Linked DNA regions of Homo sapiens: region 1 is linked to region 2. The links are chromatin loops, found by intact Hi-C in ENCODE. Cell type or tissue: CD4-positive, alpha-beta T cell. All regions are shown on one strand. Each heading gives the region's core, and the rest is flanking DNA. Links, peaks and the distances in the headings are about the cores only. Region 1 has its middle 12 kb from the start of RLN1. Region 2 overlaps RLN2 (relaxin 2).

Region 1 (5,386 bases), core at 91-5,090, 50 kb before region 2:
TATCCCTGGCAGGATTCTTTTCAATACAACATGCTGCCTGATCAAGAAAAAATAGTGTCAAAGTCAAAATCAAATATAATTAAAAAAATTATCACACACATTCAGTCTCAGAGCCATATGAAGTGTCCTAGGGTGGGGTTAGAAGGGCATTGGTTAGAAGAGAAGTGAGAAGGAATAGACACAGATTGCAAAAATAATCTATGACCAATGTAACCTAAATATAAGCCATCTGAAATTGATAATATATTTTATAGACTTCCACAATTTTAATATATGAATGTTCAAGTGTGATATTCTAGAAACACAAGCCAGAACCTTGATACTTTTTCTGCCCCACCATTCTTGGAAAGGAATAAATTGTTACTGAGAAAATATAATTAAATAAAGCACATTGGTCAGGCATTGTGGTGTCTCTTGACCTTGGAGTGTGTCTGTTTTGTGAGAGGATTGGAAATGCTCCCTTAGATTTGGCCTTGTGGATGCCCACAGGAGATTTCAGGAAGTACCCTGCTTATCATCACTGTCTGGCTGTTTAGCATCTCCACTGATTTTTCTAATGATAACTCTGAGTCTGTCTGGAGCAGTATCTGGGCTGCAGATGTACTAAGAGACACAGGCAGAATGGAAGGAGGCGAAGTGAGAAAAGTCTGGAAAATAAGAAGGGGGCCAAGGAAGAATGGGATGGAGCTGACTCAACTGCCTCCGACAGTAGACAGCCCAAGAATGCCTGTTAGGGTTCAGCTCCTGGCTTGGTTGGGGGAGCTGAACCCACCAACCCAATCCAAAGACCAAAGCCACCAATGGGATCCCTCACAGGCCAGTTTATTTTGCTGTGTTAACTTGTTCCTCTGGTTACTCAAATGACCGAAGTGTGGCTGGGGCAGCACAAATTCATCATTACCACTGAATAAAAGCAACTGGAAACTGTATCCCACTGATAAGAACTCAGTGGCATCACTAAGTCTGAGGTTTGGATAACATTTCTGCCTCAAAATTTCTCGGTCCACAAGTGTCAAGGATTCAGTGATGGAGTGTTAGCCTTAGTTAGTTTATTTTTTTTCTCGAAGGACTCCATCTGTGGTCAGCAGCATTCCATGGGTGTTTTCTTCTCTGCACTTGAGGTGGAGGTAGACCCTGACCTGGAGTTAGTTTAAGCATGCCATTTGGTGTTGGGAGAACAGAGTCCATGTTGTAGGAAGGATCAGAAATCTAGGACTGTAGCTTGGTGAAGGTTTCAAAAAATAGTAAGGAAGTAAATGGCCATTGAATGTATGTGAAAGTCAATGGGTTAGAGATAGTGGTAGATATTGAAGTGTGATAAGGGAGACCTGTGAAAGGCTGTCAGGATAATGTTAAAATAATTTGATCAGACTTTGAGAAATACGAGTGACTTTTTCCTTCTCTTCCCACCATTCCCACACCATTAATTTACTGCTGATAAACATTTGACTTGACTTGAAGGTAGCACCAACTTTATCCACTAAGGTGATTTTGAAGAAAGATAAGCTAAGAACCCAAGATGGGTTCTGAGGCACTTAACAGTTTCATACTTCCTTAAAATACTTCAGAGAAAACTTGGTCTCTGGAATGTTTTTCTTTTCATCTTCAAAGAAATAAGAATTTTGGAAGCAGACCAACTGATGCTATCTATTTCAAACTAGTGATAATAAAAAGACACTTGGGGTTGGAATAAAGTTTGTGCTGATGAATAGTTGCTTCTCTCAAATTCAGTAGCTGTGGAAGACACAGGGCACTGGATTGACCTTGCAGCCAGTTTTCTTCTCTGAACTGACAGCTTAGGACAGGTCACAGGTGAATTTTTGCAAAGCCTGACACCTCTGAAGCATCCTAAAAATCTAGGTAAGCAAAGGGGTTCTGCTCAGTTTCAGACTTGGACATGGTCTCTCAAACAGATTATCAATTTCCTATTAGAGTAGGAGTGTTTTAGGAAAAGGAAACATTTCAAGTAGCTCATTGGTCATAGCTGGAGGAAAGGTGTGGTGGAGTGGGACAGGAAACCAGACCCACAGGAAACACAACTTGCCTTCAAGCTCATCTCTGGTCCCACCTTAATCTCTCCTTCTAAGGACCTCTCACAGGAAATGCTCGATCTCTTTTAACCTGACTCTAGCTGCTTATTTGCACAGCATCATGGAAACCTGTTAGAAACAGTTCTAAGTTGCAATACATTAAATAAAAAGTACAATGTCTTTTGACCAAGAAGTAGATGTATTTTTCACTGCTGTGACTTTGTTGCATTTCTAAGCATAAAGCCCACTTTAGCAGGTTGAATTGTGTTTCTTTATCTTAATGTTTCTTATCCCTCCCATCAGTGTGGATATTATCTAAGAGCAAAGAAGAACTTCATAAAATTCTATTATAATGTTCCTGCTGAATTATTTTGTTAAATTAAACATCATATGCTGCCAGAAATCTAACTATAAATTCAGAGCTTTGCATATTACATATTTACACTCTTACCTACTGTTCTCAAGTATACATCAGTGATGATTTTAATTAGACTAGCTTTTTCTAAACACACTCATTACACACTTGAGTTGCTTCAATACTATTCAATGTCCAACTTTTATTCTCACTTGTCACTTTTTAATCTGATTTCATGATGAAAGACCAGTTCTGGCAAACTCTCCTTTAAATTAAAAGCGAATGCATTATGATTTCATTTATATGAAGTTTAAAGCAAAACAAATCTAATTGTATCAGAATAGTGCCTACCCTAAGGGTTGAGGGTTGATCAGAAAGAGATATGAGGAAGTTATCTGGGAAGTTATCTGGGAAGAGAGAATTGTTTTATATCATAATAAAGATGTGGCTTACTCTGGTGTACTCATTTGTCAAAATTGTAAAGCTAATATGTAGGCATTTCAAGGTATGTTATATATGTAGTGATAGATATAGGTATATAGTGATAAATGAGAGATACAGGTGAAAAAAGAATGACAAAAATAATGATAGCCATTGCAGTTGTATAATGTAGGACATGAGGATTCTTTATACTGTTTTGTTTACTTTGTACATATTTGAAATTTTCATAATAAACAGTTTTTCATAATAAAGAGCTTTTAAAAGCCAAAGTACTTTCTAAATTGTTCAATCAGCAAACCTGATTTTGCTAGACTTTTGAAACTACATGCATTTTAAAAAGATAGATATCAAAACTTTAATCTTGATTGAAATATTACAATATGCAGAAGAATATATTTAGTAGGTTTAAAAACATGGTAGAAGTTGAGAGATTGATATCATCGAGATAGTGGAGTAGGAGATATAAGCCTTCAATCCTCCCCTACACACACACACACATACACACACACATGCACACGCACACACAAACATGGACAGCTATTTCCACAAACCACTATAGCCCTGAGACAGCTCAAGGGCCATTAAAGAATCTGCAGCAGCACAGTAGAGCAAAATAAAATGGAAACTATCCACTTAGAAAGGATCACTGGTGAGATTTGTATACCTGAGATTCCAGAAGACAGGAACAAAGAAGGAAGACAGATGCTTTTGGTATTAGCCAAATTAACTGTTGTGGTCCCCAGCAGCATTCTCTGCAAAGGACACCAGCGTCTTTTGATACTAAGGTACCCAACAGCCATTCTTACCACTCTCAGAGAGGAAGACATAGCTGCACTTCCCTCTGCCACCTCTTTTAACCCTGTGTGCCCCAACTCCCAAGCAGCAGCTGCCTTATGAGCGCCCACACTCTAGAGCTGTGTTCTGTGGCTTAACCGCCCTGAACACATCTTAGACACTGGATCCATTGCTATAGCAAGCTAGTTCACATTCTGGGCTTTAGAGTGCCAAGGTCACTCTGAGCATGCCTATGCCCCAGGCTCAACTGCCATAGAGAGCTAGATCTTACCCCAGCTCCCAAGTACTATAACTCTATGTACACCTGTGCTGCCATTCTCAGCTCCCCAGCTGTTTCACAAGCATATGTGCAACACATACCATTACCAATACAGCAGTGGGGGTACCTGCTCCCTGGGCACCAGTGCCACTACTGCCTACAGCCCAGAGCTATAGTGCCAGGATGTGTGCCTATGCCTTAGGACTAACCTCTGTGGCTGCTCCATGGGTGCCACTCATCAGATACCAGAGCCACCATTACTGCAAAAGGGCCTGAAAGCTGGTCCCAGTGCCAAGAGGGACCTGCCCCAATCTACAACTTCCCTGGCAGGAGGAAAAAGATTGGGAGGACTGTAGAAGCCATTGTCATGAAAACCCTAACAACCCTCACTGCTACTGTGGACATTCACAGCATTCGCTGCTGAGGATTCTGTAATCTTCAACAACACTGATCTTAGCTGACGGAACTATGTGGCTACTACCAAGGAGCCACACTCCAACCATCCAGAGCCTTTACTCCTCCCTGTTGAGGAAGGCCTTTTCACAGTGAAACTAGCCCAAATGTCTGAAAGAGATAACTGTTTCAACAAATGTGTAGACATCAATGCAATGCAACAAGAAACATGAAAAAACAAAAAGACATATCACTACCAAGAGAACACAATAGTTTTTCAGTTTCTGACCCTAGATAAATGGGAATATATGAATTTTCTAACAAAAAAATCAAAATATTTGTTTTAGGAAAGCTCAGTGAACTTCAATAAAATACAAACAATTCAATGAAATCAGAAAAATAATAAACAAAATGAGAACTTTAATAGAGCAATTGAAATTATTTAAAAACACACATAGAAATCTGGACCTGAAAAATACAATAAAAAATGAAAAAGTCAATAGAAAGCATCAACAGGGAGTTGGTTAATCAGAAGAAAGAATCTGTGAACTTGAAGACAGGTATTTGAAAATATACAGTCAGAGGAGTAAAAAGAATGAAGAGGAATAGAGAAAGCATACAGGATTTATGGGACAGCCTCGTAAAAGCAAATATTCAAATTATAGGAATTTAAGAAAGAGAGACAAAGGGACAGAAAGATTATTTTTAAAATAATAGCTGAAAACGACTGGGTGCAGTGGCTCACACCTGTAATCTCAGCACTTTGGGAGGCCGAGGCGGGCGGATCACGAATTCAGGAGATCGAGACCATCCTGGCTAACACCCTGAAACCCCATCTCTACTAAAAATACAAAAAATTAGCCGGGTGTGGTGGCAGGCTCCTGAGTCCCAGCTACTAGGGAGGCTGAGGCAGGAGAATGGCATGAACCCGGCAGGTGGAGCTTGCAGTGAGCTGAGATAGTGCCACTGCAGTCCAGCCCGGGTGAAAGAGCGAGACTCTCTCTCAAAAAAAAAAAAAAAAAAAAAGCTGAAAACTTACCAATTGAGTAAAGATATAAATTCCCAGGAGCAAGGTGAAAGGTCTCTAATCAGATACAATTCAAATAAAATGAC
Region 2 (5,381 bases), core at 1-5,000:
CGAATTAGTTCGCGCGCAGATTGCCATTTGCGGCATGAGCACCTGGAGCAAAAGGTCTCTGAGCCAGGAAGATGCTCCTCAGACACCTAGACCAGTGGCAGGTGAGAGCTCCCGCCCCCTCCCGGCCTTCCCGCGCTTCCCATTGGTTACTCTGGGGCGGCCGCCCAATTGGAACGGCGGCCTGCACGTCCGACTCGAGATCTCATTGGCTGCCACCGCTCAGCCCCTACTCAGCCGTGGCTGGTCCCTAAAGTTTGGGCTTTTCCTTTGCCAGGTGATTTTATTCAAACAGTCTCACTGGGAATCTCACCGGACGGAGGGAAAGCACTGAGAACAGGAAGCTGCTTCACCCGAGAGTTCCTTGGTGCCCTTTCCGTAAGGCAGTCAGAGCGACGGGGTGGAAAGGGAGGGGAAGCCTCAGAGGAGGTGACGCCGCCCGGAGACCCGCAGGAGGCCGGGCGCACTCCTGCACCCCACAGGAAAGCCAGGCGGCCAGACAGCGGGCGTGCTGGTGGGGGCACCTGAACAGGGCTTCTCGGATAGAGAGGAGAGGGGACAAACACTGAGGCGGCGCGCTAGTTATCAAGCCTGTTTGCGCGCCTGTAGGACGGGGCAACACTCTGAGGTCTCTGTGAGGGTCCCGTGATGGGAAGACAGGAAGGGCCTTACACTTAATGACTCTCCTAGTCCAGAAGTTGGGCTGTGGCCTTTGCCATTGGAAACGTTCTTTAAAATAAACAAACAGAAAATCCCAAAGGAAAGAGTCTGACCTCCCGCTTCTTTGATCTGGGTATTGAAGTTCATTTGTGAGGCAGGGGATGGAAGAGAAAGGAAAGGCTTGAATGCCTTTAGGAGAAACTCAAGAGGACCAGAGACAAGGAAAGCAGGCCGTTCAGACCATCATAGCTGAAGACCCTACTGATGCTTTCAAGCATTTGGAAGCTGCAGTGGGTTTGCTTTAAAGGCAAGCTCTTAGAGTTGAGTACAGCTCAATCTGAAATGGCTTTTAAAAATATTTTAGTATTTATAAAGTAGCAGTGGAAACTCATGGAGGTATATACTAGTCTAAGAAGTGTAACGGGTCATATTAAATTCAGAGAAAGTAACCGCAGTTGCAAATACTAAGTGTTTTGTATTAGTATGACATGTAATTTATGATAAACCGCAACTAAATTTTATAGGCTATATGCATATACTATATATAAATGACTCTAACAGAAATACATTTACTTCTCTTTTATGAGATTTAAAGTATGCTTCTAAAGTTATTTACTTTTCTACATTGTTAGAGTTTGATTTATTTAATGGCAGTTTTTACATGACTTTTGTATAACATTAGTACAAAAATACCACAACGTCTAGGAATTTAGTGATAAAAAGTAGAGAAGACCGGATTGCATTGCATTTGCTTTATTATTCCACATTTTCTGACTATAAAAGTAGTAATGCTCATATTAAAGACAAATGTACATTAATGCAGCGTGAAAAATGAGAAGCACTCGTAGATATTAAGGACTTTGAAAAGTATATGTGAATTTTATGAGAAAATGAAATTATATTAAACAAGTAAGTGGAAAGAAATGTTAACATTTGGATAGGTATATGTATATATCTTTTGCATTTTCACTCACCATTATACTTTGAGCAGTTTCTCACATTGTTATTATCCCAAAACACAATTTGAAATTCCTGTGTAGTATTTTTTGTCATAAATCTGCCACATACACTTAAGGATTCTTTGGTGGATATTTAGTTTATTTCTAAATTGTTGCTGAAAATACTTCATTAAGCACATTTGTATATAGATATGGCTACATTTTTATTTCCTTTGAAGAGACATGAGATTACAAAGTATTTTTAAAGAATTTTCTTTATTGATGTGCAGTATAATTTAACTGAAAGTAACCTCAGAAAATATTGCCTGCAGGTGGAGATTAAGACAAATGTTTACCATTACTAGGTAGGAATCGTTTTGGAAGTACATGTCAGTAATTTGTGATTAATTTGAGTTTTCAGACTTCTACTGTTAGGTAGTTGCTATTTGCTTCCACATTATTACATTGTTAGCCATCCATTTCATCCTACAATATGTGCTAAAATCATATTCACTGCATCCCTTTTAAAAATAAGATACCCTTTAAACCAGAAGAGGCCTATTTTAGTGAGATTTACATCCAAAATAATAAGTGAATAAGGGTATTTGTATGAATTCAGACAGAATATTTTCTTTGAGCCTAGGTTCCATAGCTAAAGGTGTTATGGATTATGAAATATTTCAAAACAGGTTTAAAAATATAATTTTAATAAAAGTATAAAATACACAGCCTATGAACAAACCTAATACAAACTATAACTGTTTTGGCTGACTCATTTAACTGGCTTTAAGTATATAGAAAATTACCATCAGCTTCTTTCAGTATTTAATAAGGCCCCAACTACAGAAAGTTTAGGTTGGATCAAAGAGAGGTTTTTATGATGAAATTGAATTAAACTTAGGATGTCTTACTGAGGGGAAATGCCAAAACCTCTCATTTAACCAAAAACGATATAAATTCTCATCTGTCATTTCCAGTTTAGAACATGAATGAGGGAGAGTGTTGGGAGGAAGGATGAAATACTACAGTTTGTTTTTTTTTATTCCTCTGTCAAACTCCAATTGTTGAATTTTTTTGTTGGCTAGAAGGGGAACAACTGAATCTCTTGCCAGAAAACTCAGGAAATGATCAGCCCCAGAACCACCGCTGTCTAGGTGAAGGGTCGTGGTTTCCTCTGATCAGCAGGCATCAGTGGTTAACCAGGTGTCTGCCTCCCGCACTTAGATTTACTCCCCTCTTCTCTTTATTTTCATTATTTCAAGAGTAATGCCTTGTTAATGGAGAGTTTTCCTGTCCAGGAAGAAGAGCAGCAAGACCTGATATGGGTTTTCACTGTAATTTAAACATCATCGTGTTTCTAATTTCTTTGTGAAATAAAACTATTAAGTTGTATAATTAGGACAGTTAAGGTTAGGAGAGGGTTTAACTCACTGTAAGCTTTTTGAGAGCAAGAAACATTTAAATAAATTTATATCTTTTAACTGGCAGTGCCAGAGACATGGAAACAGGTAATGAATGTTCAACTGAGCTGAATGGGTGCAAAGATGGAGGAAGATGTCAGCTGGGTGTCCAGCAGGTTCCCAGCCCAAGTCCCAGCCTTCACATTTGGCCAGCCTGGGATGCTGTGTAAGAACAGGCTCCCTTCCTAGGAGACACACAGATCTTGCATAGTGCATGATCTGCAGCTTTGGAACAAATATCAAACAGAAAACATTAGTCAGTACACATACTCCACAGCAGATACAAATCTCTTCTTAAATCAGTGATTTTTGGTTAGTGTTCTTTTAACCCACTTCTCTCTTTCATATAAAATACTATTGTTTTGGAGTAAATACTCTGGGGAAGACAAATTGTTAAATAGATGGTTAAGGAACATCAGAGACTTCTTTCTCCTGCTGATTAGATCAGAGGTGTTGGAAATTCTGCCTCTTTAACTTTATCCTCCAGGAGTAACTTCCCACCATGAAATATTCAATAGCTTAAAGTAATATCTTTTTCAAGGGTTACTATTACAACTCATAATATCATAAATCATAGCAATGGAAGAAAATGACTTAACTAAGAAGAATCCAAGAAAATGACCACTAGCTGTGGTCAAACTGTTTTCAGTGACTTACATGACTTCAGAAAGATGACAGATTAATGTCAGGGAGAGTCAAAAGTACTATGATAAAAGCACTGAGGGGATCATGAAGAGAGACGAGAGAGGACCAATGGGGTAAAGCAGAGCCTTGGTAAAATTATGGTACTTTAAGGTGTCCAACTGTAAGTAAGCTAAGTGTTTAGATATTAGGATGCTTGCTTATTTTGTTTCAATGTTTAATTTATACTGAGGCAATGCTTTTTTGTCTATGCAAACATTCATAGTTTTTCTGAGTGCTCTTTGACATGAATATACCCTCACATACACCTTTTTTTTTAAATTTAACAGAAATTGTGCCATCCTTCATCAACAAAGATACAGAAACCATAAATATGATGTCAGAATTTGTTGCTAATTTGCCACAGGAGCTGAAGTTAACCCTGTCTGAGATGCAGCCAGCATTACCACAGCTACAACAACATGTACCTGTATTAAAAGATTCCAGTCTTCTCTTTGAAGAATTTAAGAAACTTATTCGCAATAGACAAAGTGAAGCCGCAGACAGCAGTCCTTCAGAATTAAAATACTTAGGCTTGGATACTCATTCTCGAAAAAAGAGACAACTCTACAGTGCATTGGCTAATAAATGTTGCCATGTTGGTTGTACCAAAAGATCTCTTGCTAGATTTTGCTGAGATGAAGCTAATTGTGCACATCTCGTATAATATTCACACATATTCTTAATGACATTTCACTGATGCTTCTATCAGGTCCCATCAATTCTTAGAATATCTAAGAATCTTTGTTAGATATTAGGTCCCATCAATTCTTAGAATATCTAAACATCTTTGTTGATGTTTAGATTTTTTTATTTGATGTGTAAGAAAATGTTCTTTGTGTGATTAAATGACACATTTTTTTGCTGAAAAGCCTTTTTGTCTTTTTATTAACAGCATGATTATGTTGTGTTATTCTTTTTAATGCTGTTAACTTAAAATTACAATAAAACCTCTACCGCTTTAACCATACGTAGTAACAATACAGTTGTTACAATACCTAACACCATATAGTAGTAACAATACCTAACACCAGTTACATGAAATGGACCAAAATGTTTTATTGATATTAACTCTTAGATTGGATATAGATAAAGCCATAAAACTTGACCTTTCCTAATAGATTACAAAAGGTTTTTGTGTCATATTGAAATACTCATTGCAAACAATCGGATTGGACACTAAACCAATGTAATTTAGTTAAGACCATATAAACTCAAACGCTTTTTTTTCCTTTTTAATTTCCTTTTTTTCTAGTATAGTCTGAAGGGAACTCAAGTACTTTTCAAGCTAGGGTTCTGTTCTCAGTTCCAGTGTCTAAGAAACTTAAAAGTAAATTATTTTTTAAGGATAAAAAGGAATAGACATAATATAGAACAGAACAAACAAGTCCATATCATATATTACAGAAGAAATAGTATAATGAAGGAACATAATTTATGTTCACTTCTTTAGAATTTGCAAACTATTTCTGTAAGCAAAATTACTGAAATAGTATGAACACTTGTTAGAAAAGTAAACTGACGTAGTTATCAACTTAGTATTTTACTGGTTCTGTCTATTTTTTTTCTTTTTTAAAAATTATACTTTAAGTTCTTGGTTACATGTGCAGAACGTGCAGGTTTGTTACATAGATATACATGTTCC

Evidence for each region. A loop is a pair of places that touch in the nucleus more often than their neighbours do. Peaks named below come from ENCODE experiments on the same cell type or tissue, not always from the same donor. Only the 100,000 strongest peaks of a DNase experiment are listed, where the experiment ranks them.
Region 1: a loop joins it to region 2, with 1.8 times the contacts of the local background. A loop is called at or near these places in 2 of 110 quality-filtered maps.

Annotation. Positions count from the first base shown.
Region 1 is chr9:5,349,505-5,354,890 of GRCh38, reverse strand. No RefSeq gene overlaps it. Among named protein-coding and RNA genes, the nearest start is that of RLN1, 12 kb to the right of the region's middle. In CD4-positive, alpha-beta T cell, for the core only: no CTCF peak of the experiment used is centred there; a DNase peak (open chromatin) is centred at 2,050; H3K27ac peaks cover 667 bases.
Region 2 is chr9:5,299,090-5,304,470 of GRCh38, reverse strand. RLN2 (relaxin 2) reads left to right here. Exons shown (of 2, transcript NM_134441.3): 1 at 1-101; 2 at 4,027-4,607. The coding sequence ends at 4,373. Among named protein-coding and RNA genes, the nearest start is that of RLN2, 2.9 kb to the left of the region's middle. In CD4-positive, alpha-beta T cell, for the core only: no CTCF peak of the experiment used is centred there; a DNase peak (open chromatin) is centred at 2,720; H3K4me3 peaks cover 112 bases.